Regions from separate parts of the Mus musculus genome. Here all the other regions are linked to region 2. Evidence: chromatin loops called from intact Hi-C (ENCODE). Cell type or tissue: heart. All regions are shown on one strand. Links, peaks and the distances in the headings refer to the core of each region. The heading gives the core; the rest is flanking DNA.

Evidence for each region. Hi-C counts contacts between places; a loop is a spot of excess contacts. Peaks named below come from ENCODE experiments on the same cell type or tissue, not always from the same donor. Only the 100,000 strongest peaks of a DNase experiment are listed, where the experiment ranks them.
Region 1: a loop joins it to region 2, with 2.3 times the contacts of the local background. A loop is called at or near these places in 6 of 42 quality-filtered maps.
Region 3: it touches region 2 in a loop (1.8-fold over the local background); 3 of 42 quality-filtered maps call a loop at or near these places.

Annotation. Positions count from the first base shown.
Region 1 is chr11:88,564,820-88,575,033 of GRCm38, forward strand. The region is part of intron 6 of Msi2 (musashi RNA-binding protein 2); the gene reads right to left. Among named protein-coding and RNA genes, the nearest start is that of 0610039H22Rik, 49 kb to the right of the region's middle. In heart, for the core only: no CTCF peak of the experiment used is centred there; a DNase peak (open chromatin) is centred at 5,972.
Region 2 is chr11:88,613,069-88,623,282 of GRCm38, forward strand. The region is part of intron 5 of Msi2 (musashi RNA-binding protein 2); the gene reads right to left. It overlaps 0610039H22Rik (RIKEN cDNA 0610039H22 gene), which reads left to right and starts at 6,183. Exons shown (of 3, transcript NR_131025.1): 1 at 6,183-6,702; 2 at 8,104-8,196. In heart, for the core only: CTCF peaks have their summits at 6,193 and 7,265; DNase peaks (open chromatin) are centred at 5,893, 6,643, 6,903 and 7,353; H3K4me3 peaks cover 710 bases; H3K27ac peaks cover 2,500 bases.
Region 3 is chr11:88,686,880-88,697,093 of GRCm38, forward strand. The region is part of intron 5 of Msi2 (musashi RNA-binding protein 2); the gene reads right to left. Among named protein-coding and RNA genes, the nearest start is that of Msi2, 26 kb to the right of the region's middle. In heart, for the core only: no CTCF peak of the experiment used is centred there; a DNase peak (open chromatin) is centred at 5,692; H3K27ac peaks cover 2,089 bases.

The DNA of each region.
Region 1 (10,214 bases), core at 4,857-7,356, 49 kb before region 2:
AACAAACAGCCAACCCAGCATTGTAACCAGTTCTTTTCCTCAGCAGGGAACAAAAGGGTGGGGGTGGGAGAGCTGTGCAGGAAGGACATCAAAAGCTCTCGCTGGTCATCTGGGCCAACCTTCCATGTGCAGTGCATGTCCTTGCTATCTGGTCTCTAACAGATGGTCCTCAGTTCATCACAGCCTCCCGGGATACTGAGTGAGCGGATGGAAGCTCCAAAAACATCCAGCAGGGATAGTTCGTGGCAGCGAGAGTCAGTGGAGTGTGACTGGGTGGTCAGTACAGACATTGCCTTATGAAAATCACTTGCCAAGCATCTGATGGCATGCCGTCAGCTCCTCTTCCCCATAGTGGGAGGTCGTAATGCAGGACATTGTCTTCTAAACAGAAAATCCAAAGTTTCCCAGACACAGCTTCTCCTCTCGGCCCCAGGAATCTTATCACGGTTCTTTGTAGTTGGTAACTGTGTAAAATCTCCATGAAATGGAGGAATGACCAAGACTAGTCAGGTACATCTAGAAGATATAAGCTACTGAAGCCAGGCCTACTGTAGTCTGAGTTAGACTTAAGGACACTCAGATACAAAAAGAATCACACACACACACACACACACACACACACACACACACAGTTCCAGATATTCTAGGAAAGGTGTGTGCAGTCACAAGGACTATGGCCAAGGTACTGGGTCACTGTGTGAGGTCTGAGAGCCTTCTGGATTGGGCTCTGCCTTCCAATACCTAGTTAGCCCTCTCCCTGGCCTATAGAATCCGTCACAAATAACATACGTACTTGCGAACATACACTGAATGGCAAACAGCAGACTGTCTGCAGAGTGCTGGCTGGCCACTAAAAGTCATAGGAAGAGCTGAGGTAGTTGGTACCCTTTCCTTAGCAAATACACACTACAGTGGGGTGGAAACAAAGAAACCTCACAACTGTGCTGGGACGATGAAGGTTCATGAGAAAGTAAGCAAAGCATAAGACTTAAACTCAGAAGGCCACGGTTTGAGAACCAACGTTCTGCTCCCCAAAACTTTCTGTTCCTAGAGGAGTAACAGCCACCATACTAAAGCTGTAAACAGGGAACCAAAGGCTCCAACCATAGCTGTGGACCACAGCTTCTTTTAAAAGTATAACTATCAAAGATGGGTCTATGCGCTTGTACTTTCTGAAAGCCCTTTAAATAACTCTGATCTATGCCCATGTTTAAGAACTACTTATACAGCCAATTAGGATATGTTTCATGCGTCTATATAACATCAATATCTGTTTATATTAAAGAATCATTCCAAGTACGGATGTGAGAAGGGGAGTGAGCTATTTCTCTAGAGAGGTTCTGAAGACAAGGTTGAGAAACCCTGATCACCTCAAGCAGGAAAGCAAACTCCACTCCTGCACCATTAACAGCCTGTCAACAATGGAACCTGGTGCCTGGGAAGTCAAGATTCCTAATAAATCAAATTTATTAGGGATAATGAAAAAAAGGGGGGGATTCCCACATGGATTTCACCCTGATTGGACTACCCTATGAAGAGGTCATACTGAGAAACTGTTTAATCAATATATTGATAATTAATGACGCCATTACTTAATCATCCCTCACTTATGCCTGACACTTGTACATGGGGTGCTTCTGTTAATCTTGGGGACCACACATTGAGGAAACTGGTTTTGTTCCCTTTCCTAGCCAGAAGTCCTAGGTCTCTGCTCACACCATCTATACCGCAACCGGGTTTGTTGCAGTAAATCCAAATCCCAAATCCATTGAGAAGCCCAAGCTTGCTCCTGTCCGTACTCAAGCTAAACCCACCAAAACGAGATTCTGCACTTCTCTCCATCAGAATCCTTCCTTGGGCTGTCTGTATGCAGAGCCCTGGTCCTGTGGGCATCTGGCACTGCTGGCTGTGTCTTCTGTTAAGAAGAGCTTGCTTCTCTTAATCCCTTCCCCAAACACTTCTCCAGCAAGTCATGCTTAACTAAAACCATCCCTCTACAGCGGGAGACTGCGCACTGCTGTCAAAAGCAGGGTTCTGTGAACTTTAAGGTCTTTCTGTGGAGAAAGAGTTGATCAAATGCAGATGTAAAAGGTAACAGATGAGAAGGTAACATGTCCTCAGTACCCCCACCTGCTGTACAATGCTACCTTGAAAGCCACTCGTGGTCTAACCCCTCCCCTGTCTGGAGCCCCTCCCCCCACCAAGGGTGGGGACTTTGTCATTACATGTCATGGCAGTAACTGCTATATGGAAAAACTCCTCACAGTTTCTTTATTACACTCAGTAAATGAAAATGGGCAGAAGATCAAAAAGCCCCGACTGCAAGGGGGGAAAAGTTGACTCGGAACTCGCGATGCTACAACTTTGTAAATGGAGACAAGCCAAGTAACCGCACCAGGCACCTGTGGGTGCAAGGTGTCAACGCTCCATACCTCCAGGGGAAACTCACAAAAGCATCAGCCTGAGGTCCCCACTAAGCTGCAGGGAAAAGATAAACAGGGAGCAAGCAGAATCTTTATCTTAAAAGAGCAATGCAAAATTTAAATAACAATGGCGATGCTTCCGCAAAGCAGCACGTAATTGCTAGGCGTATTATATGAAGACAGAAGGCAAAGTCACCGTTTGTCTTCAGCTATATCCAGTGCAGCACAGGCCTGCTAGATGGCTAGAAACAATGATCAAAACCCCACTTAAAAAAAAAATCACAGCTAAACATACCCACTTGAAAACATTTTATCTTGTGTCGCTTTTATTTCAAGATGACAATCTGGGCCGCGAGCTCGGAGTCCATCCAGTAACAATTCAGGGCTTCATGGATCATCAAGATGCATTTAAAAGTCAAGGTAAAACGGAGTCCTCACTCTTCCATTTAAAGGAAAAAAAAGTTCATATGGCAAATTTCAGAGGGATGTAAATTTTAGAAAAATCTATGTACGAAAATCCAGAGACCAAAAGCCAGCACAGGGCAGACTCTGTCTTCTGCTGGGAGAAACGTAAATTAGTACAACCTCCCTATGGGGCAGTTTGGCAAAGGTAGCAAATTGTAAAATGTATTATTATCTCTTTATTGTAAATGAATTGCTGGGTCAGAGTATGGCAGGCACGGGGAAGAAATGCATTCACCAGGACAGTCCTGACAGGAGTGCTTATAATTCCAAATAACAATGCTAATGATACCAGGAACCATTTAAATGTTGCTAGCTGGGGGTTTGAAGAGTCAGTCAGGGTATGGAGGGTCCGCTGAAACAGGATGGTACAAAGACACTTCTGGCTTACTGTTGAATGGAAGATCGCATCTGGCAGACACCATATATGATCCCAGTTGCATGCAAGTATTTGGCCATGTGGATTTGTGGGCCGACAGGCCTCAGGAAGCTACAGCAGAACACTGCTACTCGTTGTCTCCCAATGATGAAGATGGAAGCCAATGGTCTGCTGCTTCCTTCTGTAGCTTACTTCTGTCCAGTATGCCTTTTTGTTTCTAACAACACTGTTGACACAGCTAAAAATGCACACCTGGCATTTACAGACCATTCAGCTCTATGCAAAGTGTTGTATTCTCTTCACCCAGAACCCAGATGCTCTGATTCTGGAATATTCCAGAATACCTCCATGAAACCCACCTACTACCCTGGCTCTTCCCTACTTAGGATGCCAGTGATACATAGGAGAGTTATAAGGCTCTGCCGCCCTGGGAAGACTTGCACAAACCCATGGTTTGCAAACCATTACACATCTTTCCTGAATTCTTCCCTGTCTCCTAAGGACTAGATCCTCCTGCTGGACAACCAAACTCACCCCCAGCTAGAGCCCTAGCTGAAGAGGGGAGTAGGATTTCAAAAATCAGGTAGCCATTGTTCCTAGGCACCACCTCCCACAAACCCCAGAGGGTCTGAAGGCCAACCATTTCTTGGTTCTCAGCTATGGAGCCAAGGATGGGGAAACCTCTGTCTGGCATGTTTATCAGGGTGTGGAGGCCAGAGGCAGCTGAGAAGAGAGGCCTGTCAACTGACCATCATCCACTTCACAGGATATACTTCCTACTACCTGGCATCCCTCAGACGGAAGAACTGTTTCAGAAATCACACAAAGCTTTCATGTCTGGGGTATATACCCAGAGGTCTCGAGCTCAGGCATGCATCACTATTTCTCAAGCAGGATCAGGGTGGGGGTGGTAGCTTTCAGTAGTGCTTACTAAATGCAAGGCCCTGGGGATATACACTATCCTAGCACCAAAGGAAGAAGAAACCCCAAAGCAAACAGTTCTAAAACTCTATACCACCTGAAACCCAAGAAGCTAGGAGGATAGCTCTGTTTCCCAGCTTCCAACAGTTTCAAATGGTCCTCGGAAGGAAGGAAGGAAGGAAGGAAGGAAGGAAGGAAGGAAGGAAGGAAGGAAGGAAGGAAGGAAGGAAGGAAGGAAGGAAAGGGGTGACTCACGCATTAGAACCCCCACTGTGAGCCAAGCATAGACTCTTCCTAACAGCCCCAGAGCAGACAGAATGGTCGCTCTCCACCCCATTAAGGTAACAAATACAAAAGCCAGCTGGAGGGCACAGGGCACTATAGGGTGGGAGAACTTATCTACCTTGGCTGTCTGCGGCACACACAGACCAAGTTTATGTGGGAGTCAGGAAGGACTGTATCTTTCTCCCCGACCCCCCCCCACTCCCACATTATTTTTTCCTCATACTTTGGTTTCAACAGTTTAACAGAAGGCAGCCACTACACAGGGTTCTTCTCCTCCCTGAATAATGAGCTCAGAGAACACCCTGGAAAGATCAGGGTTCACAATGCCCCTGAAGGGTTTCCAAGAACTAGCCCTCCACGACTGGCTGGAACATCACAGCGATTACCCTTGCAGGAGATGTATATAATAAAAATTGAATGCTGTAGCATGAACTTCATACATACTTGTCTTCTTGGTTTGTTCGTCAGAAATAATTATCTGTGCTTGCTTTCACGAGAGCACATATTTTATAGGGTACATTAAAATTTAATGGATTTTTAATAATATTGTAACTACTGCAAGAGAAAAAGTGGAAAAGACCACACCGCATATCTTTGTTGCGTTTTTTGATGGTTTGGCTTCAGGACCAACCGCCAACGAAGAGCTAATTTGGTGGGGAAGGGAAGGCAGCGGAGGGTAAAAGAGACCCTGTTGGGGTAGATGTCAAGACTCTGGGGTTGACTTCTAGCCTGGGGAAACTGGGTTGACTGACAGGAAATCAAGGAGGGCAGGGGACTCCTATATGACAGATCCTGCCTTGATCTTGGGCAAGTAGGGAATCCTGACCAGACATAAAGGGAGCTAGTGCCAGAGAGCCATAAGGAAGATATCTCAACCATGGGAAATCACTTGTGGGGGCCTCAGCCAAGAGGATATGACTCTAGAGCTAGAAAAGATCTGCAATACTCAGAACAGACAACAAGCTGACGCCCGTTCTACATTGCACAGAATTTCACAATGAAAAGGTTTGGGCCAGGTTAAAAACAAAGTCGATGAAAAGGGTCTGCCCTTCAAAAACCTGCTGGGTTTCAAATTTCGTGTGTTTAGCCACTTCTGAAAACCATTCATTCTTTTGATTCACCCCAGGTTTTTATTTTGCAACAGATCACAGGTTGAAACAAGCATGGTGGTGGTATGCCTGTGGACCTAGCACTTAGAAGGTCTAGGAAAGGAAGATTAAGAGTTCAAGGCCAAAACTAGACAATAATCTGATCTACATGAGATTCTATTTCTAATAATAATAATAATAAATACAATTTAAAAACCCACCACTGTATTAGCTTCATTCTCACAATGGGCTGCAAACTCACATATGTGAGCTGCTTACAGCACAGTATCCTCTGGTCCAGAGACCACAATGAGGTGGATCTCCTGGTGTCTTGTGGGAGCCGCCTATACAAGTGACCAGAACTATTGGCCAGGGTCTCCAGATGTGTCACCAGAATGGAGAACAATAATCAGTTTCTGGCCAAGAAAAGGAGCACGTGGTACCCTACAACCAATTAGATGTCCATGGCTGGCTGACTCATCCACTCTGTCAATGCACTGCCAAAAATAACACCTTGCCAGAATGACATTTCCTAATCTTTGAAAAGTAATATCCAAATTAAAATGGGGAGGAGGGCTTAAATGGTAAACGATGACTGTGATTTATCTCCTACTGCCACATCTTGCTTGGGCACATTTTTCCATGACATCAGTCTGGGCCACAAGCAGGATTAACAATGACAATGTCGACTGGAGAATGAGATGGATTCGGAGCTCATTAGCCCAGAGCTGAGATCATCTTCTGCCTTTTGGCAGGGCTGATACACTGAGCATGTACATACCTGCTCAGAGCCTTGCTCACTTCCCTCAGCTGTGATGACGGGCCCAAGAACACCTACCTTGAAGGGGTGCTGCAAGAATTACATATTTATAGATCAATACAAGCAATCAGCTAAGTACCTAAGCACATAGAAGACATGCAATTAAACACGGCTGTTACAGGCCTAGAGGTGTAGCTCAGTGGTGAAGCACCTGCCTGGCATATTCAAGACCCTGGGTTCAGTACCCAGCACCACAGAAGAAAAACATGGGTGGGGCAGAGGGAGACAGTTGATGTTTTAAAAATCTGGTATGGGCTACGTTGACAGCTAAGTCAGCCAGGGGCTTGCTTGCCTCACAAACAGAGAAGGACCCCCAGTCTGGATTCCCAGCACCCATACAAAAAAGCTGGTGTAGTAGTACATGCCTACAATCCCAGCTCCCAAGAGATACAGGAAGATCTAAGGAGACCTGTCCCTCCAACGAATCAGCAAGCTCCAGGATAAGTAAGAGAAGTGTTGAAGACAGAGCAAGGCACATGACTTTAATCTCTGGTCTCCACATGCACACATGCATACATATGCCTATGCACATACAACCAATGTATAAAGATGCAAATGCTAGACACCCAAAGTAAAGTGAAAACTGAGGTATATATTCAATATCAACCTCTGGCCTTCACACATGCACACAAGCACCTGATCAGGTACATAAAAACACAAAAGAAACTGCCTGGCATACATTACAATTTTGAACTGTATGCACTAGCAAAATACTAATGTTAAATAGTATTACTATTTAATATCCAACTGTTGACTAGTAAGTTAGTGTGCATACTTAAGGCCCAGGAGACTGAACACTGCCTATGGTCCGTCCTCTACGTGCCATTTCACCAAACTGATGGTGTTGGTTAATTCATCTCAGTGCCTATTTTATGTGTTTTGAGGAAGGGGGAAGCAACAAGAGAGAATGGAAAAGAGGAAAAAGGGAGACAGGAAGACCAATACCAGTCTAGAAAGTCCTGTGGATCTGAGCCTGTCTCTTATTGATTCTCCAGTCTCCTCGCAGCCCTGGACACGCAACCAAGCCTCCCCCATGATCCCTGCCCACGCCCTACACACACGCACACTGCAACTAACTACAACTGAGCTAGTAAGTCAGTGTAATCACATGACCTCCCCATGTCAACACGGGCTTCGGCGGAGGGCACAGGACTGCCACGGGGCCATTAAGCGAGGACATTAAAAACGTTGATGTAGCTAAAGCGCATTAACCTGTGGAGGAAGCCAGGCTATAAGCTGCGGCTCTGCCGACATCATAAAATGTAAAGAGGCCTTCGTAATGGAACTGATATTACAGCCATTGATATAAATTATACCTCAGAACAGGGGAGAAGGGGGTGGGATGTAAAAATGGAACAAGTTCAAACTCCTTTTATTGTAATAGTCTCCAGTTGAGCATAATCACCAAAGCTATAGTGCGATACGATTGCCAAAACTAGACAAACATCTGTGAGATGGATTCATCTCAGAGGGGAGGCCAACAGCTTGTTATCATTAAAGCGGCGATGCTCGCTCCGCGACTGAACTGCAGGCCGCCTTGTTACTGCGCTTACAGAGGCAATTGTACCAGATGTTGGCAACCATCTTCAGATAGCTGACAGGCACCTGCTGATGGGGAAATTACGCTCCTCATTGGCCTCCCTGATTTGGGGAGTTAGGGGGCAGGAGTGACCTTTGCACATGTCTCGTGATGGGCACTAATTACATATGACTGAGAGATGGGATCAGCTTCCCGGACAGGAGTTCACTTCTCAAGTGAAGATCCATGAAGGACCAAAGAAGTGATGGAGAGAAGGTAGGGAGGCTCAGAAGGAATCTAATTAGGTCCAGAGACAGAAAGTGCGGTGTACGATCAACTCCCTCAGCAGGTTGCTCCTGGTAACGGTCTCTGAGCCTTCAAGAGATCCTAAATTTGAAACATGGCTATGGACATTAATCATCATTAAAAGCCAAACAGGCAATTTTCTAACCATGTCATGCTGACTCAGATGGAGACAAAGGCCTGGAGATGGGGGAAGAGCATGGACAAGAGAGATAAATATACCCATGCCACCACAGACAAATAAAAAGCATGACGAGCCCATAATTCATGTTTTCAGCGCATCCTCCAAACATCAGCCAGGAGTTATTTGACAGATATGAGTCACCCCACAGCCCATGTAGCTGACCCAGGCCTACTTAGCTGAGGGTAAACTCAGAGAAAGGTACCAATAAGGATGCAAGCAGAGGTTCTGGGTCCTGGCGGGGCACTCTGTCTCCTACGCTGAGGAGGGCAGTCCACGGAGTTTCAAGGATCAAGAGATGGTTGGTTCCATCCTGGAGAACTAGCACTCTGCTGACAAGGTCGAGATGGTGTTTTTGCAATGACGACGACGACAACAACAACAACAACAAAGTGCTGTCCAGGCCTCTCAGCAGGCCACAGAGTTAACTCTGAGCACGGAGCAACTCTGCTTTCTTGCTTGCAGGTGATCAGAGCTGAACATGAGCACCCTGGTACTGACACTAGGTACAATACAAGGACACCGGGTACTGACAACTGCTCTTAGAGAGAGGTGATGACTGGGACTAAGTAGTAATGGTCCCAGAGGTGATGGACAGGCCCAGCCAGGATACAGGGCGTCCAGATAGACAGAACAAGTCTACAGTGATATTCCAAAGCCTCTGTCTCATCTTGTCTCATCTCATCTCGGACAAGGGTCTTGAATATCCATACATTCCTTGTCTACAAAGAGAAAAGCCCTACATGGTCCTAGTCACAACCAAATTAAGCAGCTTGCTACAACAGACATAATATCCTCCGCTAAAGGCCCAAAAGGAGTTTACAAAACCCTAAGTAAAAGAAAGCATGCTTCTTTAACCTGCAATTAAAGTTGTTCTATGTTCCTAACCAATCAGGACTCCCCTACTCTGTTGAAAAACAGAAAGAGAAAGGGTGCAGAGAGAGAGGGGCGGGCAGGGGGGTGGGGGTGGGGATACTGTCAAAGTTCCCAGCACAGTAATGACAAAGTTTCAGAGAACACTTACCAGAGAATACAGAAATCAAGGCATCAATTTAATTTCACACTCTACCTGCCTTGGACTAATTTGTGTAAATTACATTTCATATGAAGAACCTCGGCCCACGTGACCACAATGGAGAAATGAGCAGCTGGCATCAAATCGAGTTTTTTTTTTTCAGGTATAAATACATAGCCCCTTTTTAGTATGTTGTTAGCTGAATTCATCTCGGGCTTTATGTAACTATCCCCAAATGTTAGTTTACCCCTTCTCCTCAGCCCGTCAAGTAGATGTCATTGTTTCTTGGTTTTGTTTTTTAAAAAGCAGGCATACTGAGCACAAATGGACCCATGTGGACGCTCCACCGCCCGTTCTTTTATGAGAATGTTTATTACCAAGTTCTCAGCTCATGGGTGTTGAGTTAGCAAAGTCAAGGAGCCATTTCATAAAGCCTAGTGAAGTTTCCATTCGGGCCTGACACATTCAGAAATGCAGCCAGAGAAACTGTGTGAGACAGCACACATGTCCCTGGGTACAGTCCTCTAGCTGGTGGCTGTTGCAGCCATCCAGAGCACTTCACTTGTCCCTAAATAGCAATACCTGGGACCATGCCCAAGAAGCAGCCAGGCCCCTGACCTTTGCTCCTTGCCCACTAAAACATGACTGGCAAGGGCCAACCTTTCCTTCCCCTGACCCCTGTCTTTGTGACTACTCAATAAGATTTTTTTCCAAACAGAATACAAAAGTAGCCTCCACTGCTGTTAGGGTAAGACCTATTGAAATAAGCTCATAACTGACTGTAATGATATCCAGTTATGTGAAATTATTATTTTGAG
Region 2 (10,214 bases), core at 5,208-7,707:
ATAATCACCCTACAGTATTCGGGGACTTGTGTCCTAGCTGCCAAGTCTACCCTAAAGCACATGACAGATGCCAACAGTTCACAGAATGAATGTTAAACGGAATCCCTGGGAGGTCTGGGATAACCATCCTTTGAAAGTCTGGACTTTGAAAAGCAATGTAGAATCTACAGACTGAACACACGCGGCATTGTCTGATCTCGGAAGCTAACCAGGCTGGGCCACGGTTAGTAATTGGATAGGAGAAGCAATGTAGGATCCTCCCATAGTGTTAAGGAAACTGACCTAGAAAAAAAGTACAGGGCAAACAGAACCAAAACAATACACTATACTGAATTCCTAACTATGTGATAATGTTTCAGGATAGAAGTCCAGGGGATTGATGGGAAAGCTTTTTAACTGGGCCTGGATCTAGACCTGGACCTGAACTTCTGTTTGCCCGGGTTTGAGCTATGTTACTACACATGACTTATGTTAATGGCTACAGAACAACAATGGTTACTGCAAGCAGCTTATCTTAAAACAATATAAATCAGTACCGCCACCCTATGACAAGACAGTTCCCATATAACTTTGTCTTTTATATTCTCTAGCTGATTAATTGGGGGGTGCTTTTCCTTCCCTCGTCTGTGTACACAGTTTCTGTTGGGGGTGCTCCCCCTGTTTGCTAGTCTACCATATATGGCTGTAACACAGGAGGCTCCAGCCTATTTCTTATCATCCGGTCCCTTACTCCAGTGCTGGCGTGGTGAACTGGTTGGTACCCTTACCCATGCCATCAGCCTCCCCACGGGCCTCTCTGTTATGTAAGATTTGAAAACTGGAGATCCCTCTTCAGGATTGCCCTGCAGCTTGGTTCAGAAGGGGAAGTGGCTTGTTCTGGGCTTTGTTTCCCCTGGCAGCGGAGGGGGGTGGGGGTGTGTGTCGGGGAGGTGTTTGGCTATTTCAGTAGCAATATCCTGTGTCGCCGAAGAATCTATTTTTCTGGAATGTTTGAAGCAGGGTTGTGGCAGCAATGGAGGCTTCCTGATTGAGATGGCATGGTGGCCTCTGCTCCAGACTCGGCAGCTGTGGCAGGCCCTCTCTGACTCAGAAGGACTTCCTGATGCCCGGGGAGTGGTAGCTACCTGCAGTCCCAGACCTGCTGCAGGGCTCTGAACACAGAGCCTGGAGCTTTCTCTACACCTCCTAATGTTTTCTACAGGTATTTTCCCATTCCTCAACACATTCCTTACTGGCTTAAAACTGGATAGGATCAGGCTCAGCTCTCTGAAACCAGACCAAAATACTGTCTCTGTTCTTGTGTTAAAAACAGATCATTATCTCGCTCAAAAAGACATAGAGCAGAGCCTGACATTTCAGTTTTGGTTCTCTTCTCGCTAGCTGCCTGACCTGGGACAGGCTAGTGCTAATGTTTACTGGGGCTCAGCTTTCTCACCTAGAAAATGAAATAGAGAAACAAGACAAGGCCCAAGGTCCCTAACTCTGCTTAACACTGGCTGACTGTAAACCCTGTGTCCTACTCCGAATTCTGTCTTGGTTTCGTTTCGTCTTTTTTATTTTTTTATTTTTTGCAATCAGCTAATCAATATGCACTATATATTCAGAAAAACTGTCCTCATTCTTGAGCAAACAATTGCAAACTATGATCTGAAACATGCCCTCACCTGGAACTGAATGTGGCCTATGAAAGAAAGGACCCACAATGATAAGAGTACGCAGGCAGGGTGAAGAATCGCTGGTGTTCCTCTAGAAACAGGTAGCAATACTGGTTTCGGTCTCGTTTATATTTTTAACATCAGAAAGTACCTGTTGCTTCTTTGTATGATGAAATAAATAGAGAACAGGTGTGGTGTGCTTTTCTGTTTATCCGAACCTACTAAGAACAGAGCTGCAGGGGGATGGGAACACGCTGATAAGCTTGCTGGTAGTGAATACGAAGGGGGGGGGGGGCCAGTTATGAGGATTGGGGTGGGGCTTCCCTCAGCTCCCCACTCTCCTCTTCCCACACCCATGTAAGAGCTTTCTCAGGACAGTTACACTGTAAATTATGATTCAGAGGAAAGCTATTTCCAGCCACGAACTTGGGTAAATGTTAACCATGTAAGCTGCTTAGGCAAGTAAGTAGGTTAGTGTTCAGAAGTTAGGTAGGTCAACAAGCCCCAGAGAGAGGCTACCAAACACACTGAAGAACAAAATGTGGAAAGTCAGGGCCAAGTGGACCAAGAAACTCAAGGCTGAAAACTCAGCCTTGCCTAATCAAGTAGCTCTGGGTCTTTTTCTGATTTTTGTTTTCCCCCAGTGCTAGGAATCAAACCTATAGCCTATAATGCATGTCAGGCAAATGTTCTACCATTAACCCTTTTATTTTTAGAAATACTCGTTGATATTTTTAAAAAGCTAAGTTCTATGCTGGCTAGTTTGTTGTTAGTCTGTTTGGTTTTTTGGTTTTGTAAACTTGACACATGCTAGGATCATCTGGGAGGGAAGACTATTAAATTAAGAAAATGCTTCCATAGGACTGGCCTGTGCGCAGGTCTGTAGGACATTTTCTAAGGTCACTGGGCTGGTGGTGGTCCTGGGTCTCTAAGGAAGCAGGCTGAGCAAGCCATGGAGAGCAAGCCAGGAGGCAGCATCCCACCATTCATGGCCTCAGCGTCGGCTCCTGCCTCCAGGTTCCTGCCCTGTCTGAGTCCCTGTCCTGACTTCTCTCAGTGATGGACTGTGACCTGATGAAGTATGAGCTGAAATAGACCCTTTCCTCCCAAACTGTTTTCTGCCATAGTGTTTTATCACAGCAATAGAAACGCTAATCAAGCAAAGCTAATATCCCAGATTTATGTTGAGAGTATAAAATAGCTCCTTTTTCCCTAGGGGAAGAATATGATCTGAAAATATATATTTAAATATATATTTATATTTAAATATATATTATATTATATATAATATAAACACACATATTATGGATATTTAGGGTTTTTTTTGGGGGGGGGGTCGAGACAGAGTTTCTCTGTATAGCCCTGGCTGTCCTGGAACTCACTCTGTAGACCAGGCTGGCCTTGAACACAGAAATTCTCCTGCCTCTGCCTCCCCAAGTGCTGGGATTAAAGGTGTGCGCCACCAATGCCCGGCAGGATGTTTAGATTTTTAAAATATCACATATTAGTGGTCATATAATTCTATTACCCACTCATACTGCATGTACACACATACATAAAAGCATCTCTAATATATTCACAGTGGCCAGCATGGTGGCTGAGGCAGGAGAATTACTTCAAATTCAAGGCCAGCCTGACCTACTTAGTGAGATTCACAGCAGCCAGGGTAACATAGTAAGACCTGTCTCAAAAACAAATGAACAAATTAGCCATAGTCTTCAACCCCAGTCATGTCACCTGATATACATACTATAAAAGGTGACAGGTATGTGAGTATATTGATATACCAGTGTTATTTGTAAGAAACTGTTAACAAGTTAACCATTCAGTAACAGGAGTTGACCCCACCAAGTATAATCAAGTATAATTCTAAATTGCTATACCATTGAGACAGTAAAAACTTTGTCTTTAGAAAATGGTGAATGGGGCTGGAGGAATGACTCAGCGGTTAAGAGCACTGACTGCTCTTCCAGAGGTCATGAGTTCAATTCCCAGCAACCACATGGTGGCTCACAATAATCTCTAATGGGATCTGATGCCTTCTTCTGGTGTGTCTGAAGACAGATATAGTGTACTCATATAAATAAAATAAATCTGAAAGAAAGAAAGAAGGAAGGAAGGAAGGAAGGAAGGAAGGAAGGAAGGAAGGAAGGAAGGAAGGAAGGAAGGAAGGAAGGGAAGAAAGAAAATGGTGAATGATATGCAGAAAGGTTCATGATACAGTTATGAAAACAAACCAGCAAATGACGTGTGACCAAGCATGAATGCATGTACAGATACACATATATCCATTTCTTTTTTTTGTCTTGACAAAAAGAAAGAAAATGCATAAAAGCCTTAAGAATGGTCGTGTAGAAATGGTAAATGGAGGGACTAAGGGCATTTTACTTTTAATACTGATGGCTTCTCAAAGTTTCCCACATGTTTCTGTAATTGGGAAGAGGGCAGGAGCAGTAGTCAATGTTCTAAGTAAACAAGCCGTAGGAGGCTCTCTGCTCTGTAAATGTCGAGACTGGATTCGAGCATGTTCTCCCCCTCGTCGATGGAACTTGTAATGTGACCCCATCCGCCGTAGGAATGAAGCAGACATTACGCACTTAGCGCATTTGTAGGCACGAGTGGTGCGTTAAGCTGTTTTTTAATTAATTAATTTGAGTCATGAGCATTTGAAAGTGACTATTTTATGGAGCTGAAATTTACATTTATCTCCCATTTTAAAGCCCATTTAGCAAATTAAGAAAGGAAACGGCAACACTCGGGGAAGTTACCGAGCCTACCCGCGTGCATCGTGTGAGAGCAGCTCCGTTGTGGCGCACTCGAACAGGGCTGTTCTGCAAGACCTCTAGAAAATAGCAAGCGCTGTACAAAAGCCTCTGTGAAATACTGTTTTCATCAACAGCCTGGCTGCCTGTGTCTCCATTGTGAGACATCACTGAGGCCCAGACAGCTCAGTGATCAAGAGCTCTGCCAGAGGTCCCAAGTTCAACTCCCAGCAACCACATGGTAGCTCACAACCATCTTTAATGGGATCCGATGTCCTCTTCTGATGTGTCTAAAGACAGCTACAGTGTACTCATATACATAAATAAATCTTTAAAACAAAAACCTGTGTTAAAACCCCTCATAAGCATGGAGAGGGTACTCAACCATCACCCAGTGTTATAGGGGTCTCAAATCAGAGCAGGTGGTCAGGGGAGACTTCTGAGAACCCACGCCTAGACCTTGATCTCAGAAAGAGGAAAAAAAAATACACTAAAGAGCAACCAACACACTAAAGAGCAACCAAGACAGGGGCCGGGGCCAGGGCCAGAGCTGGGGCCAGGATTGGGGGCGGGGGGGGGGGGGTGGTCATCACTGCAAACCGAAAGCATTCATCAGAGCCCTTTCTCCCACTGGAATGCTGGGATACTAAGACCGGTCGTTCTTTCAACAGGAAAGAAAAGCGTAGGCCAACTCTTGCTGGCTCGCTCTGCTCCTTCGGCACAGTTTACTGAAGCGTGTGAGGCTCTGCCTAACATTTAGGATATTTTGATTTAAAATGCAAACAGCAACACTGATAAAGATCGTGGCGCCAAAGCGGGCCCTCGAAGGAAAGGGCACACTAACTCCCCTCCTTCTAACCCTGGATCTCACAGCTACCTAAGCTGACGGCTTGAAATTAACTCATTCAGTTAATAATTCAAAGCCATGGGCTGGACAAGTTTTAACGCCTCAATGTTGGTTTATAATTAACCCAGACCGTGGTGTTCTTAGGTGTTTGATTTTTAATTAGTCTATTGATTAATCAGTCTGGTTAACAATTATTTATTTCTGGGGCCCTTTACTGTCTTCTATTCTTGTTAAGGGAGGGTGAGGGTTACCCTGGCTCCTTTCTCCTCTGAACCCCTCCAGATCACAGTCCCATCATTCTCTAGGGACACTGTAGATACAGTATTGAGACCAGAAAGGAAGCCTGCCCAGCCTGACACAAATGAAGGTACCCCCCCTTTTGTTCATCTGTTATCCTTGGTATCAGATTCTGCTCGCAGGAGCACATGAAATGAAGGAACTCACAGAATGGCACCCTACCCAGGCACAGGCTGGGCCCTCTCATCCCTTCCTTCCCAGTTCAGAGCTAATTGACATCTTGTGTGAGCATTGCATCATGTCCCTTTGCAAAGCCAGAAGCAACTGAGAAGGTGCTACACGCCCCTGCCCCCCCCCCATCTCTCGGGGGACTAACCCAAAACAAATTACTCAGTAATGGGAGGGCCCCTCTCTCTGGCAGAGGCCCACATGTCTGTCTGTTCAGCAGTTTCTTGCCTGCTCTATTTGTAGGGGTTGCAGGGGATCAGAGAGGTCACCACCTCTCTCAGGGTTACAGTGCTCTGTAGCACACAGCTGCTCAGAACCCACACTCCTCCCCGTGACAGAGGAGGAAGCACAGTTAACAACAAGGCTGGTGACTGATGCCCGTTGACGTTCTGGGGTGTCCTCCCTCGACGATCACAAAAAATTAACCCAAGACACCAGCACCAACACCAACAGTCCACCAGGGGATCGAAGCAGGTCCTACCTAGGACAAGTTTTCTCAGCATTCAGCACTATGTCACCAAATGACCAGGAGGCAGCCCAAGATGGAAATCCTTGGTAGAGATTTCCTTTGGAAAATTCCACTGTATATCCATGAAAGACCGATCTTAGAATTCTTATGGAAAAAAAAATTATCTTTACAGATCCCATGCAAGGGTGTCATGGATAACCAGGGGTCCTGGACCACAAAGCAACTCCTCTGGAAGATTCATGTATAGGACAACTCTGGGCTGCAGGAGCCCCTAGGACCTGGGTGAGCTGCTTTAACTTCTTCCTCTCTAAACTCAGCTAAAGACCCGGAACCCTACAGAACCCAGTGTGGATGCCCATCATTGGATGATTGCATCTGCTGCTGGCACCAATCACAGAGCTGCCCAGGCCTACAGGGTACCACACAGTTGGCGGAAGTGCAGGGACCCATGTGCCCAGGCCATGCCACAGACAACCGCAACTGCATCCTTCAATGAAGCTCCAGGTAAAAGCAACTGGGCGTGAGAGGGATGGCAATGTGTGTGCAAGGCTTCTCCCTGGTGCCTTTCAGGTTGGGATTTAGCATCTTCGGGCAGCTACCCACAGGTCCCTTTAACAAGCCTCGGGGGGGGGGGGGGGGACTGGGAGCCACACTGTTCCTAGCCTACAGGAATAGCCTCAGGGCAGCAGCAGGAAGGGCTGTTCCCGTTCAGGAAGCTGTGTCCTTTCTGAAGACCTAGAACCCTGGCCAGGATGGGAGCCTCAGAGTCCACTTGAAATACCCTGGGAAAACACCCCTCCCCAAACTACATCTGTACTCCTCCTCCATCCAACACAGCCTTCGAGTAATCCCCACCACCTGCCGGTTTCTCATTTTCTCTCTTGCAACAACTTAAAATTTAAAAGAAAAAAAAATTTAATCACAATTCAGGAAAACACACCCACGCATCTTGCTCACTAAGCGTGAAAGCCACCACTCCCTCGCTCAACTCAGCCCCTGCTCCACTTCAGAGAGTGGAGGAGAGAGAAATGTCATTTGACACCACAAACGCTGCCTCCTTCTCAACCTGGAGGCCCCACCTGCCGGCATGTTTGCAAGGCTAATTCCAATCTCACTATTTGAATACACTTGCAAGCTGGGAAAACAAGCCAATAGTTCAGAGGATCCAAGGCAAACTCCGTCTGACAGCCCTAGCCCCGACGGCTGCCAAGACTGATTGACTGGCTGGTTATATTTAGAGGTGGAGGAGGAGGGGACATCAAACAGTGTAGGGCCTCCCGAACTCAAGAATGCTGTGTTGAGAACGACAGACTAGCAAATAAACAGCCGACAGCCATTCGGCTACATCATCTGGCATCCGCAAGGCACAGGCTCGCCTCCATAAACTACAGGGAATTTCAAAAGCCACCCACACCATGGCAAAAAAGAAACAACAGGCAATTAGGCCAGGTTCTGCCACAGCATCCTCACAGTTCCTCTTTGGCAGCAAGTAAACAAATAGATATGATCTAATCCTTGCTCCCCATCACCTCCGTATTCTTGCTCTGAGACAGCATGATATGGAGCAAAGACCAAGCCAAGGTTCCATGGTACAAAGAAAACCTTCTGTTTTAAACTTGGCCCTACCAGGATACACTAACATACTCCCTTAATCTCATCCTTCCAGAGGCTAAGGCAGGAGGGTCACAAGTTCAAAGCCAGCCTGGAATAAATATAGAGAGACCTTATCTCAAAACAATAATTATTGTTGTTATTATTATTGTTAATTAGGGCAGGGAGAAGAACTTAGTTGGTAAAGTACTTGTCTTACAAGCACAAGAATTCTATCCTCAAAACCTGTGGGGTTTTTTTTAATTGTTGTCATTTAGCTTTTTATTTTATTTATTTGCTTTTTTTTTTTTTAAGTTAGGAGTGATGGCTCATGACTGTAATCCCAGAATTGGAAGGCAGAGGTGGGTGGATCCCTGGAGCTCAGACACTCTGGCTAGTTCCAAACCAGTAAGTGACCCTGCCTCAATAAAAAGGTGAAGAGTGTCTAAGCAAACACACCCTCGGGCTTCCACACACGGACAAACACGCGTGTACCCAACACACATATAAGCACCAATGGAGGTACAACACCTAACAGGTCCTATGCTATTAACTATTACATGGAGAGGTAGAGTGAGCTAAGTTTTATTTCTCCTCTCCTCTAAAAGACAGAAACAGCAACTGAGTCTAAACAGAGATCGGGATTGTTATTTACAACCCCCAACAGCATGCTTTATAGCATCCTAACGGCTGCTGCACATACGTGATCCCTTCATAGGACAGTGAGGAACGGAGAGGAGTCAGAGAGACTCCAGAATAAAACTGGAAGCCATCAGAACCACAGGCCTGACTCTAAGGTCAGTCAGGATAGATAGTATCCATCACAGGGAGAGTCTCTTCACTCAGTCAGCATCTGAGACGCTTCAACGCGCCAGGCACACAGTACACAGGGGGCTGTGACATGGCTGGGCCACAGTTCAGTAGCAGAGGCCTAGTCTTGCGTGTGCAGAACCCTGGGTTTTATCTTCAACATCAGGGAAGAAAAAGGATTCGGATACATATACAGGAATAAAGCAAAGAAACAAGAGAGGATAAGAAGCTCCCAACACCAGAGGAGCAAGAAGTGCTCAAAAGAATGCAATCTGCTAGGATGACATTGCAGCTTTCTCCCCCTGCCCTGCCCTTGACTCTCCTAGACTTTGAGCCTGCCAACAGGTGCTGCTGTCCTAGAGAGGCTCCTCCACATTCATGCTGAGGTATGCCTTCCTGTTGCACTCACAGATGCGACTGGGTCTGGCTTTGAGACCACCCCACTCTCCCTCTAGAACAGCAGTTTTCAACCCATGGGTCATGATCACGGCTTTGGAGATAAAGTAATTCTTTCACCTAAGACCACTGGAAAACAAAATTCATAACAGTAGCAAATTTACAGTTATGATGTAGCAACAAAAATAATTTATGTGGGGGTGGTGTCACCACAACACTGGGAACTGTATTAAAAAGTTGCAGCGGTAGGAAGGTTGTGAACCAGTGTCCCAGAGTACCTGTGCCAGGAGGTACCACCCGGGTACCTACCTGTGGCATCTGTGATATCTGTCCCCATAGTCCCGGTGCTCCATGTGACTTCCCCTCCCCCTTTCCAAGGTCCCCTGAGCATCCCAAGAGCACAGTAAGTGTCCACGGACACTAGCTAAGATGAATGAATACCCACAGTTCACAGACTATGCCCCGAGGGAACTCCCCAGAACCGCATGCCTCAGTTTCCCCATCTGCTGACCTTCAAGGGTGTGTTTGTGTATGTGCCCTTGAGTCTCAATAGAGGATTGGTATCTCTGAATATAACCGGATCCTTGCAAACAGCAAATGTTTTCTGTTAAAATGAAAAGTCAGTTCTCTGGATATCAACTGCTGACAGACAGGAAGTGCTACAAGGCCTGAAAAACAGACGGGCTCTGGGCTGGATTTTTGTAAACTGTTTTTGTTTTAATAAACTGAGGCTTTTGTTTTGTACCAAAAAAAAAAAAAAAAAAAAAAAATCTAGTGCTCTGACGGATGAAAGCCAACAATGCTAAAAAAAGAACGGGTGGGGGATTGGGTGGGGGTGTTGGGAGGTGGGGACGACAATGGAGGGACAGAGGAGGAGCTGTGGAAGATAAATGGCCTAGGCAGATCTGAGCAACAGATCCAGGTTGACAGAACACAAAGCACATACAGGACCCAAGTGTCCCCACTGTTCGGTTGTTAGCACAAGACCACCCCAAGTGGGGGCTCCGGGCTTGAAGGACGGAGGGGGGTGTGGCACTCAAATCCAAGGACCCAGCAGATGCTGGCTTTTTAGGGGCTGACGAGGGGAACTTCATGGTTTCAGTTATTTGGGTTTTTTTTTCCCCCTTGTGGCCTGGAGGATAGAGAGGGGAAGGGGGCTTCACAGAAGTGGCGGTCAGCGCACGGGTGGGAAACTGGGCTTAAATGCAAAGCCATTAGAG
Region 3 (10,214 bases), core at 4,539-7,038, 73 kb after region 2:
AAACAGCGACTTCCTTACCCACCCTGCCAGCTCTCACCTCATAGTTCCCAAGGCTCACAACCCGCCCCCCCAAGTAGGAACTGTTACTCTCATTCCCATTTTACAGATGAGAAAAGCAAGGTACTGAGAGATGAATTAACTGGCCCAACATTGGATCTTTATAACTCCCTGGGAGGTCTGTTCTGTCCACCTACACTGCCTTTCTGAGACCAGATTGCACACACCTCCCCCCTCCTATGTGGCAATTCACTGGCAAACACAAGCTCCTGTCCCCAAGCTTCCCACAAAGGTGGCCCACAGTTGTGCTTCCTGCTCCAGCTCACCAAAAACTCGAAAATCATTGTGGTATACTGGGCCAACGGCTGCATTCCTGTGCACGGGTTTGCCAGGCCTCTAGGACTGAAACTAACTTGGCCCGGGAATCTCAAGGCCCCTCCCACCAGCGAGGAGCTGCTCTGGAATTCACAGCACACACCTGACTTTTATATTTCTACAAGCACAGCAGCAACACTTAACTTTCAGTAGATAATTTCCCTTTAATCAGGGCCTCAGTCAAGCCCTGGCCAACTGACCCCATCAGACGGCCCCTCTAAAGCCTCGTCTGCCAGGCCGCAGAGGGACGGGGAGAGCCGGGAAGAGGGCAGCAGAGTCTGACAAGCCAACCTTTTTCTGAAAAAAATAAATAGTTCATTTTGAATAAAAGTCTAATTCAGCGTGTTCAGGAAAGCCACGTCCTACGATGGATGGTTCTGTAGGTGTCGGGGACAGCTTGTGAGCTTGGAGCCAAGTGCTAGAGGCACCAACACAGGACCAGAATAATGTCACTAATGTCACTATAGTAAAAGAAGGTCCTGCCCTGAAGCGCTGCAGAGATGGGAACACAAGCCCAGGACATGGTTGTTTCCACCCTACCTTTCCTCTCCCTTAAGCAACAGAGCAAGGGGGGTGGGGGGTGGGCGGTTGTCAGCAAAACACCATACAACTCGAGAGCACTTACCTGGTCACCTGAGGCAGCCCGAGCTTGGACCGTGGTCCATGTGCGTTTCCAGGAGCCTCCCTGCTCTTGACTCTACAAGCAAGCAGGCTCTAAATTATGCGGAACGGAACCTCAGAACCCGGTCAAGGATCTCCTTCTCAAACAGAAGCCGCTTTAACGGGCCAGATCAATGACTCTCAACCAGAAAGCCATGCCCCCCGCCCTTCCCAGGAGACACTGAGAGCCACACCAAGAGTGTAGGGTACACTGGAGTCTCAGGGCAGAGACCCAGGGACACTGTGCTTCCCAACCGACCCCCTGCCTCATATCTCTCCCTTTCTATCCCACCCTATAGGTTTACCTGGCCCCAAATGTCAACTGCACCGCAGCTGTGAAACCCTGGGCTAGGGCACTGCAGGTAATTAAACATTAACACTCTAACTACCCCACAGCCTCCCCTGTTCCTTCTGTCACCACTTCCCACTTCTTACCCAAAGAAGCAGGAGTTACCTGCCATCCATGTCATCTTGTACCGACCCATCCCCAGCTAACTAACGGTCTAGGCACCAACTGAAGCCGGTGACCCTGTAGATACCGCTCAGGGACAGGACCCAAGAAAAGGAGAGTGACTCAGGGGAGGCTGGGACTCAGAAAAACCAGTCCTCAATTCCCCAGACACTAGAGGCTAAAGAGATCTGCCGGGGAGGGGAGGGGAGGAGGGGAGGGGAGGGGAGGGGAGGGGAGGGGAGGGGAGGGGAGGGGAGGGGAGGGAAGGGGAGGAAGATCACAGCTAACTTGCAAGGACCAGAAACCAAACAGCACACTGTGGCTTCCTGGCCCAAATCACCAAAGTGACCAACTGATGGAGGTTTGGTTATAACCCAATCTCCCTGTCCCAGAGACAACAGCTAAATCCAGACTAGCTGAAAAATCAATTCTGGCTAAAGCCCTATTGGCTGGCAGGCTTTGCGCAAGGTCCTCTGGAGAGCACCTCCCCTTCCAGGAGCCACTAAGTCTGATCATCCTCATTGGACAGGTGGCGTACGTGAGAGGATCCGAGGGTTACATCGGCTAGCCAGGTCACAGTCAGGGTTCGATCCCAGTTCGCACCACCTGTTCTTCTTAGAAGGGAGAAGACAACAAAGAAGGAAGCCCACACAGCTCCTGAGACCAGCCCCGGCCTACACTCCACTCCACAGAAATAACCTGACCAGCCTCAACTCACTCACCCAGGGGGCAGGGACCACTTACAATCCTTACATCACAGTAGTCAGTGGTGCCTCTGACTGGCTATGGTCTGGGTACAAATGCAAAGCCGGCCCCATTCATCACTACAAGAACAGGTACCCCATGGCCCCTCTACAGGGGGCTGGCACAGAGTCCACTCAACTGCTGATCAGCCACACAAAGGTGGCTAAGAACCAGGCAGGGTACCCAAGCTATTCAGAAGACTGAGGCTAGAAAAGACCCTTTGGACGCTCCTTTAAGAACAGAGGCAAGAGGGCTGGGTGATGCTTCTGCAAACGGGCAGAAGGTACCACCAATCCCTCCTGGACCACAGCTCCAGCTTCCCACCCGTGATTGGATAGTGAAGCGTCCTCTGAACCTCAACACACACCAATAGCCAGACCTGGGGTGAGGATACTGGCAGTCCTCTACCCGCAAGGCACTCCCAGTCACTCTTGCCCCTACACACCTCCTCAAGGATAACTGAGCAGAAACCATGAAAGGAACGACCCCCAACTCCAATATGGTGGACCATCCAAGACCAGGTGGCCCAGCCAGGCAGGATATTCCTAAGGACACCTTTCACCCTTCCTCCCGAATTCTACCAGGTTACTCCTGGTCTCGAGGTTTTATAATAAAGGTTCAGTTCAACAGGGAAAAATAAAATAAACGCTTCAAAACCCCTGATCTGAAGGCTACTAGGAAAGACAATGGATCTGGGAGAGATGGCAGGGGGTTGGGGCAGGAGAAGGGCTGCTTACAAAGCCTGTGCCAGGCAGCTGTTCCCAGCAGGCCGGCCTTCCTGTGGCCTCTACCTTTGTCAGGTCCAGCTGTTCTCTGAGCATCTAGTCTTAACCCACTGACTGCACACAAGCCTAACCCCAACTAGGTACTTTAACAAGCGCCCCACGGCCCTCCCACACTGCCCATTCCTCCATCAGAACACACCTTGCCCTTGCAGTCTTTTTGTTTGTTCTCTTTAAAAGGCCTGGGCAAGTTTACTGGGAGGTCATTTTGCCTCAGGAAACGAGCAAATTAAATTGAGGCCGACCGAGGGCTGGGAAAGGCACTCCCCACCACATTGGCGACCTTGGGCCCGGCAGTTTTAGGCAGGAAAGGTCACCAGCATGAGGCCCTTTGTTTATGGAACCCGGATGCTGGTGATGTGGTCACCTCCAAGGCGCACAATTAACAACAGCAGCAGGCCAAACTCCTTTATTGGTTACCTCTGAAACACTGCAGAAGTCAGCCTAACTTCTCAAGGAAGGGGCGGAAAAGAAAAGTGCTCTCAGCAGGAGGGGGAAGCCAGGGCTCCGCTTATGAGCAATTAGCAAATCAATGATTCTCAGAGACGCCACCGATTTAGACTAGGAGCTCTTAGGACCCTCGAGGAAAAGGAAAGGACACACAGCTTCCGGAGAAGAAACCAAAGTTTAAAAGAGTTAAGTGCCACAAACTACCTTCAGAGCTTGCCCACCCAAAAACACTTAAAAGGGTGTGCTCAGTATGAAGATTAAAAGCTACTTCAAAGTTAGCTCCTTAAACGCCAAAAACCAACGGAGGCTACCGCTTGGTAGTCCCATGGGTCTACATGAAATTATTCTGTCTACATAGTAGGATCTGGAGAAGGCACTGAATAAGAGGAGAAAGGGCTTGCACAGAAGGTCCCCCTGAGCCACATGACCCTTCACTGACCCACAGCAGAAAGGGAGGGGCATCACACAGGCCCCTCCTCCCACCCCATCCATGCAGGATGAGAAAATATTGATCTCCCAGACAAAGAGCCTGCAGATTTTTTTTTAAAGAAATAAACCCCTTCACAGTCCCAAACACCTGTTCAAGAACTCAGCTCTACACGACAGAAAGCACTCGAGGGGCCTCTGCTAAGGGGCAAGCAATGAGAAAAGAAAACATTTCTAAAAATACAGAGGCTTGCTGGGAAAAAAACAGGGTTCCGGGGCCACAGAAGTTCGTAGAAAAAGTTCAGGAACTGTTCCTGTAACTGGGCTTAAACATCTCGTTCTAGACCACAGAATTCAAAGCAGCTACACGCAAAAGCTTCCCAGACATAACTGGGAGTTCCCCGGGCTCCTGTCCACTGATAATGCACACAAGCCTTCCCCTGGTCTCTCCTTCCCACCCGATTACTCATTTCCCCGGACTCCCTGAAAAGACACCCCTCTTCCCTCCCTCCCTCCCTCTCTGCCTCCCCCACCCTTTTTTCTCTCCCTTGCCCACCCTCCTCTCTGTACCAGGAGAAGCAGAAATGATGATTTAATGTGAAAATACAGTTGTGCAAACCCATCCTAAACTGCTATATTCTGCCCAACTGCATTGCATGATTGCTGGCTTGGTCTGGATTTTGCCATATTGCTCTCTCCGCCCTACTCAGCTGAGAGACAGGGCAAAGGAGAAACACTTTCTTATCGGGAACATCGGTAACCCTGAGTGCTCCCTGCAAAAGACAATCTTGGGACTCTGCTAGTTCACCTGGGAAATGAAATGGGGAGAGGGCGCAGCTCCAGCCCCTCAAACTCCCTCTTCCCAAACTCAACCTTACTGCTTCATGTTTATCTCAAACAGGAAGGCACTTTCTCCAAAAGCTGGAGAGAAATACTTAGGAGAAAGGAAAGATTAAATAAGCCCTAAAGGACACCAGACTTACTAGTTTTAACAGCAATACATTGTTACCAACTTGCCCTCCCAGGGTAATAAAGGAGAGCTTTGCATAGCAGATGACTGAAGGCAAATATTAAACGTCTGATCAACTTTAACTTCTCTCTATACCAACAGCAGGCTGGACCTGACCAAGTTCAGGTTGACAGCCAGTCCCCTGAGAGCCAGCACACCCAGTGGGAAAGATGACATCACTGAGCCCCAAGTTCTTATCTCCATGGTGATGGGGGGGGGGAACTATAGTAGACAGAAAAAACAATTCTGGTAAATGAAAAAACTTTCTTTGCATTATCTCTTACAATATTTTCAAATTCTGTTACTAGGGTTATGTGTAGATGGAGGTCAGAGAATGACTTTCTGGAATCGGCTCTCCGTCCACCTACATGTGGGTCCTGGAGTGGTGGGTGGCAAGTGCTTTTACCCACTGAGCCATCTTACCCTCTCCTCTTACAATGAAATGCTTTTTTAATAATGCAATGCTTTTTAATTTAAAAAATTACATTATGGTGTTTGGTGTGTGGTAACCGTCAAATCTCGCCTCTCTCCTCTCCTACTTTATCATAGCCACTTAAAGACAAGAAACTTTCCAGATCTCAAAACAGTCTGTGACTGCACAGCTGCAGGGAACGAAGTTGTCAAGAGGAAAAAAAAGGGCACGTACACACCTCAAAAATACATACATAGAACACCCAGGTTTATTTTTTGTTTGGAGTGAGAGACGACATATCAGTTCAAGTGGATTTCTGGGCCAGCAGCTGTACTGCACACGTCATAGGGGGGTGGGAAGAACGCAGGCCTTACCCTCAAGGACAGCTGAACTGAGGGCTTCCTCCAAAACCCTGCAACCCAGCGTCACCAGGACAACCAGGCAGGGTTGAGGGCACAGCCTGGGCAACTCCGATGACTGGATGACTCGTGTGGTACACGAGGGAAATGCAACAGAGGAAAAAGGAACCTGTATGGAGTCACTGCTCGACTAGAGGACTGGGCCCCTTTTCAGCATGAAGAAAAGAAAAGAAAAGAAGAGGGGAGGGGAGGGGAGGGGAGGGGAGGGGAGGGGAGGGGAGGGGAGGGGAGGGGAGGGGAGGGGAGGGGAGGGGAGGGGAGGGGAGGGGAGAGGAGAGGAGGGGAGGGGAGAGGAGGGGAGGGGAGGGAAGGAGGGGAGAGGAGAGGAGAGGAGAGGAGAGGAGAGGAGAGGAGAGGAGAGGAGAGGAGAGGAGAGGGAGAAAGAAAGAGAGAAAGAGAAAGAGAGAGAGAGAGAGAGAGAGAGAGAGAGAAAGAAAGAGAAAGAGAAAGAGAAAGAGAAAGAGAAAGAGAAAGAGAAAGAGAAAGAGAAAGAGAAAGAGAAAGAGAGAGAAAGAGAAAGAGAAAGAGAAAGAGAAAGAGAAAGAGAAAGAGAAAGAGAAAGAGAGAGAGAGATATCTTGGGCCATGCTGATCCGGGAACTCGAAGCAAGATGCTTCCCTGTAGAAAGCCTGGTCCTCTAACACACTTCGTTCCCCCTCAAGTGGCTATTTTTCTTGGTACTGAGTACCTTTAATTTTTATTCTCTTTTATTTTTACAAATACAGAGCCTGCAACAGTTCCTAACTGAAGGACCGCTAGCTGGGATGGAAACACAGGCCAGCTGAGACTGCACGGTAATGCTCCCTGCTTAGGCCACCGTTCCAAACTCGCATCTCTGGGATAGAAGGCCAGCCCAGCTGGGACAGGAGGAGAGTGCCACTAACTCTTCCACCAGGAGTCTGAAACAATCCGGGCCTAGATCCTTACAGACACACTACCAAGGGCCGCCTCAGAAAGGGCGCCGCCTCCTTGGCTCTTTTGACAACCTTCACGGGGCAGGCCCTCCCGCCCAAGCTCACTAACTTAGCTTGCTCAGGAGCAGAGTGCTTCTCTCTGTGGGGGCCTGCCTTCTCTGCCTGTGTTTTTCTATTTCTGCTTCAGGGGATCTGGAAGAGTCTCTCCTTTACCCCTTCCCTCCCTTCCTTCCTTTCCTTTGTATCTATTTGCGCATGCTCTTTAAGTGGCTTCAGGCTTGGCATTCATCTTAAACACACCTATAACGGATCAGGGACTTGAAACCTGTTTCTGGTTATGACGGACAACTCAAGCCCCCCCCCCCCACCCAAAGTGGGAGGCAGGGGAGTGGGGAGGAAAAGTTACAGACTTTTTAAAGGGTCTGTGACATAAACCCATTTCTGGGTACTACCCATAAAGGAAGCACTTCAGCCCCAGGGGCTGACAATCCAGACTGAACCCGGGTGGCCTCAGCTTATAAAAGTCCCAGCCACTCACTTGGGAAAGTTCACCGGAGGGGATTCCATCACTGCTGGAGAGGGCTTTCTACAAGCTTTGGTGAGTGTGAAAGGGAAGAGGAGAGGGAGGACGAAAGACCCTCCTCCCCCTCCTCCCGAAAAGCAAGCCCCACACAGTGCACACAGCTGCAGGAAGATTAAAAACATTTTATTGTTTAATGAGTAACAGAGGGTTGCTGGACATGGGCAATTTAAAAATCAAATGCCACTCCCGACACAGCCATTTGCAGTTAAAGGTGAAATGTGGTCCTTTTAAAGCAGAATTGTCCCCACCAGGAGGAGGACTGTGCACTGAGGGACCCAAATGCCCACCTAATTATTAAAGCTGTCAGCTGGCCACCCCAAGTAAGTCCCTTCCGTGGACAAAGTTCCCTGGAAGGAAAAGTCTCACCCCCACCCGGAGCGTAAGGAAGCTCCTGAGAGGAGTTGAGTAATGTCATCCAAGTAAAACAGTCAATTATAAAACATTCCAATAGATTCTCTAAGAACATCTACCTACGTGACAGAGATTTACACAAACCTGAAAGGCACGCGGCAATATTTCCCCTCTACCTCCTCCCTACACTTCCATCACAGGAGAGGGGGAGGAAGCAGGGAGCCGAGGAGACGCTGTCACACAAAATCAATTGTGAGACCCAGTTACTTATCCGACATCCCACAGTCCTGAGAGACAAGCTGGACGCACACAAGCACACCGGCATGAGCACACACGCACGCACACACTTCTTTATTGCCTCGGCAAGAATTATGGCTCAAGAGGCCGGCACTAATTTTAGTATCAGATTTATTATACAGCAGGGGGCAGGAATTCATCAGAACTGTCCCGTCTCCATATACCTTCCGGACTGCTCCTTGCAGTAAAAAAAAAAAAAAAAAAAAAAAAAAAGAGAAACATCCTGGTTTACTAATGTTGCCCACTCCTGCTGCTATAGACCACCAGCCTGCTTTCTGAGATGGTTCAAAGCCCTTCCTGGATGTTCCTGAGGGCTCGCTATGACGAAAGCACACGTCCCACTTTTTGGTTAAAATATATGTCTGACAGCCCAAGCAAAGACCAGGAAGCCCAAGGTGGTAAAACAAGGGTATCTCCTGGTGATCAGGAACTGCACCTGAGAGTCAACTCTTCCCCTCTCCTTGCTTTGATCTCAAGGGAAATACAGAAGCAAGGAGGTCAGCGAGGGGGCAAACTTTAAATGCTAATGCCCTGTTGATCTCCTCAACCTCCGTTCCTGTGCTCTAAATGGATGGAAACTGCATTTTCAGGTTGTTTAACTAAGGCTTTATTACCTCTCAGTTCAGATCAGAGAAACCTTTCTTCTTCTTCTTCTTCTTCTTCTTTTTTAATTTGGCCCTGCCTTTTCTCTGAGCTACCCTGGCTTTCTTGTTGCTGGCCCCCACGCCCCCTCCGACCCCTTTTTTTTTCCAAAAGGCCTGGTAGGGAGGGACCAAGTGCTGCCTTTTGACCTAGCCACCTCTCTTGTGTAAAAGCAGTGTATGTTCCTCTGGAGCAACAGCCAACTGCAGCAAGGCTGTGGTGCACTGTGTTAAAAAAAAAAAAACAAAACCTCTGAAAGCATTCTTTGAGCCCCCCTCCCCACCAAGCCTGTCACCAAGGCTGATGACCTAGGTTGGATACCTGGGCCACACAGGTGAGAAAGAACCAACTCCACGAAGTTTGTCCCTGACCTCCACACGGCATGCTATGCCATTCAAGCCCCTCCCCCAAGCACACATCCTAGACAGGCGAAATAATAAAGTGTTTAAAATACGTAAAAATATAAAGTAAGAAGGACTGTGCCAAGGTCCAGCTGAGGGGTTACATTCAATCCCGAGACAGGAGCATGTCTTCCTTGAGTATCATCACCCCTGGTCTCACGCAGGCAAGGACCAAGTGCTGGTGTTGGCTTTTGACCGGACCACTTCTCTCGTGTAAAGGCAGTATGTGTTCCTCTGGAGCAAGGGTCACATGGGGCAAGGGACACAAGGAGTCCAAATGGCCTCACACCTTCAACACCCCCTACTCTCCAGCCAAACAAACCACCACCCTCATCCGACTCACAATGCACCTCGGAGCCACCTCCTGGTCTACGCTCTCCACAGCCAGCCATCCTTGCTTCCTCGGATTGCTGCAGTAACTTTCTTCCCTAGCACACATCTGCCTGGATTCTCAAAAGATGCTTCCCACACAAGACTGTCAGGAGTCATCTTTCCCAAATTCAGACCAGCCTATCTCCACGCCAATCCCCCTGTGCCCCAGCCCTCCGCCCATATCCCACCTTAGCCCTTAAAAGGATCCAACCAGTTCCTTTCCCAGCCTCATTGCTAATCTCCTGCCTCCCGGGCAGCCCAGACACCCTGACTTTCCTCAGTACCTGGAACACCCCTTGGTCCTTCCTTCCCCAAGTCCACCCTATCATTCAGTCTTTCAGTTCAGCTTTAATGGTCTCGTCCAGGAAGCCCTCCAAAGCCCCAACAGGATGTCTGCCTCTTTGTTATGATGAACATCTTTGTAGCATTCATGGGAGCCAAAATTCAGTAAGGAATCACAGGAACACAGGCTTGCAAACTCTACCAGGCAGCCATCTTTTCCACTGACTCCCTAGTCTTACCCACACCCCACCCAATACGGGCCCACTCTAGCCTGTTAAGAACTAAGCACCACACTCCCTAAGAACTTAGCACCACCATTCCTGCTCTTGGGTACCGCTCCTTCCTCTAGACCCGGGAGAACCGGCTGCCCTGCCGTAGGGAGACTCCCTCTGTGCAAGCGTATTCCTCTAGCGTCTGAGCCCAGAAACTTCCACCCAAAAGCAGGGATGGGCGAGCTGGGAGGCATATTCCTCACGATGGTTGAAACCACCTCATCAAGCAACCGAGGTCTAGCCCAGTTTCTAATTAATATTAACCCTGCAAATCAGAGTCACGCTCAGAAAATCTTGGATGAAGAGACACAGGGCGGGAGGGGAGTCTCCAATTTTCTTTTTACTTCATCTGGAAAATTAAGAGCACTGCTGATT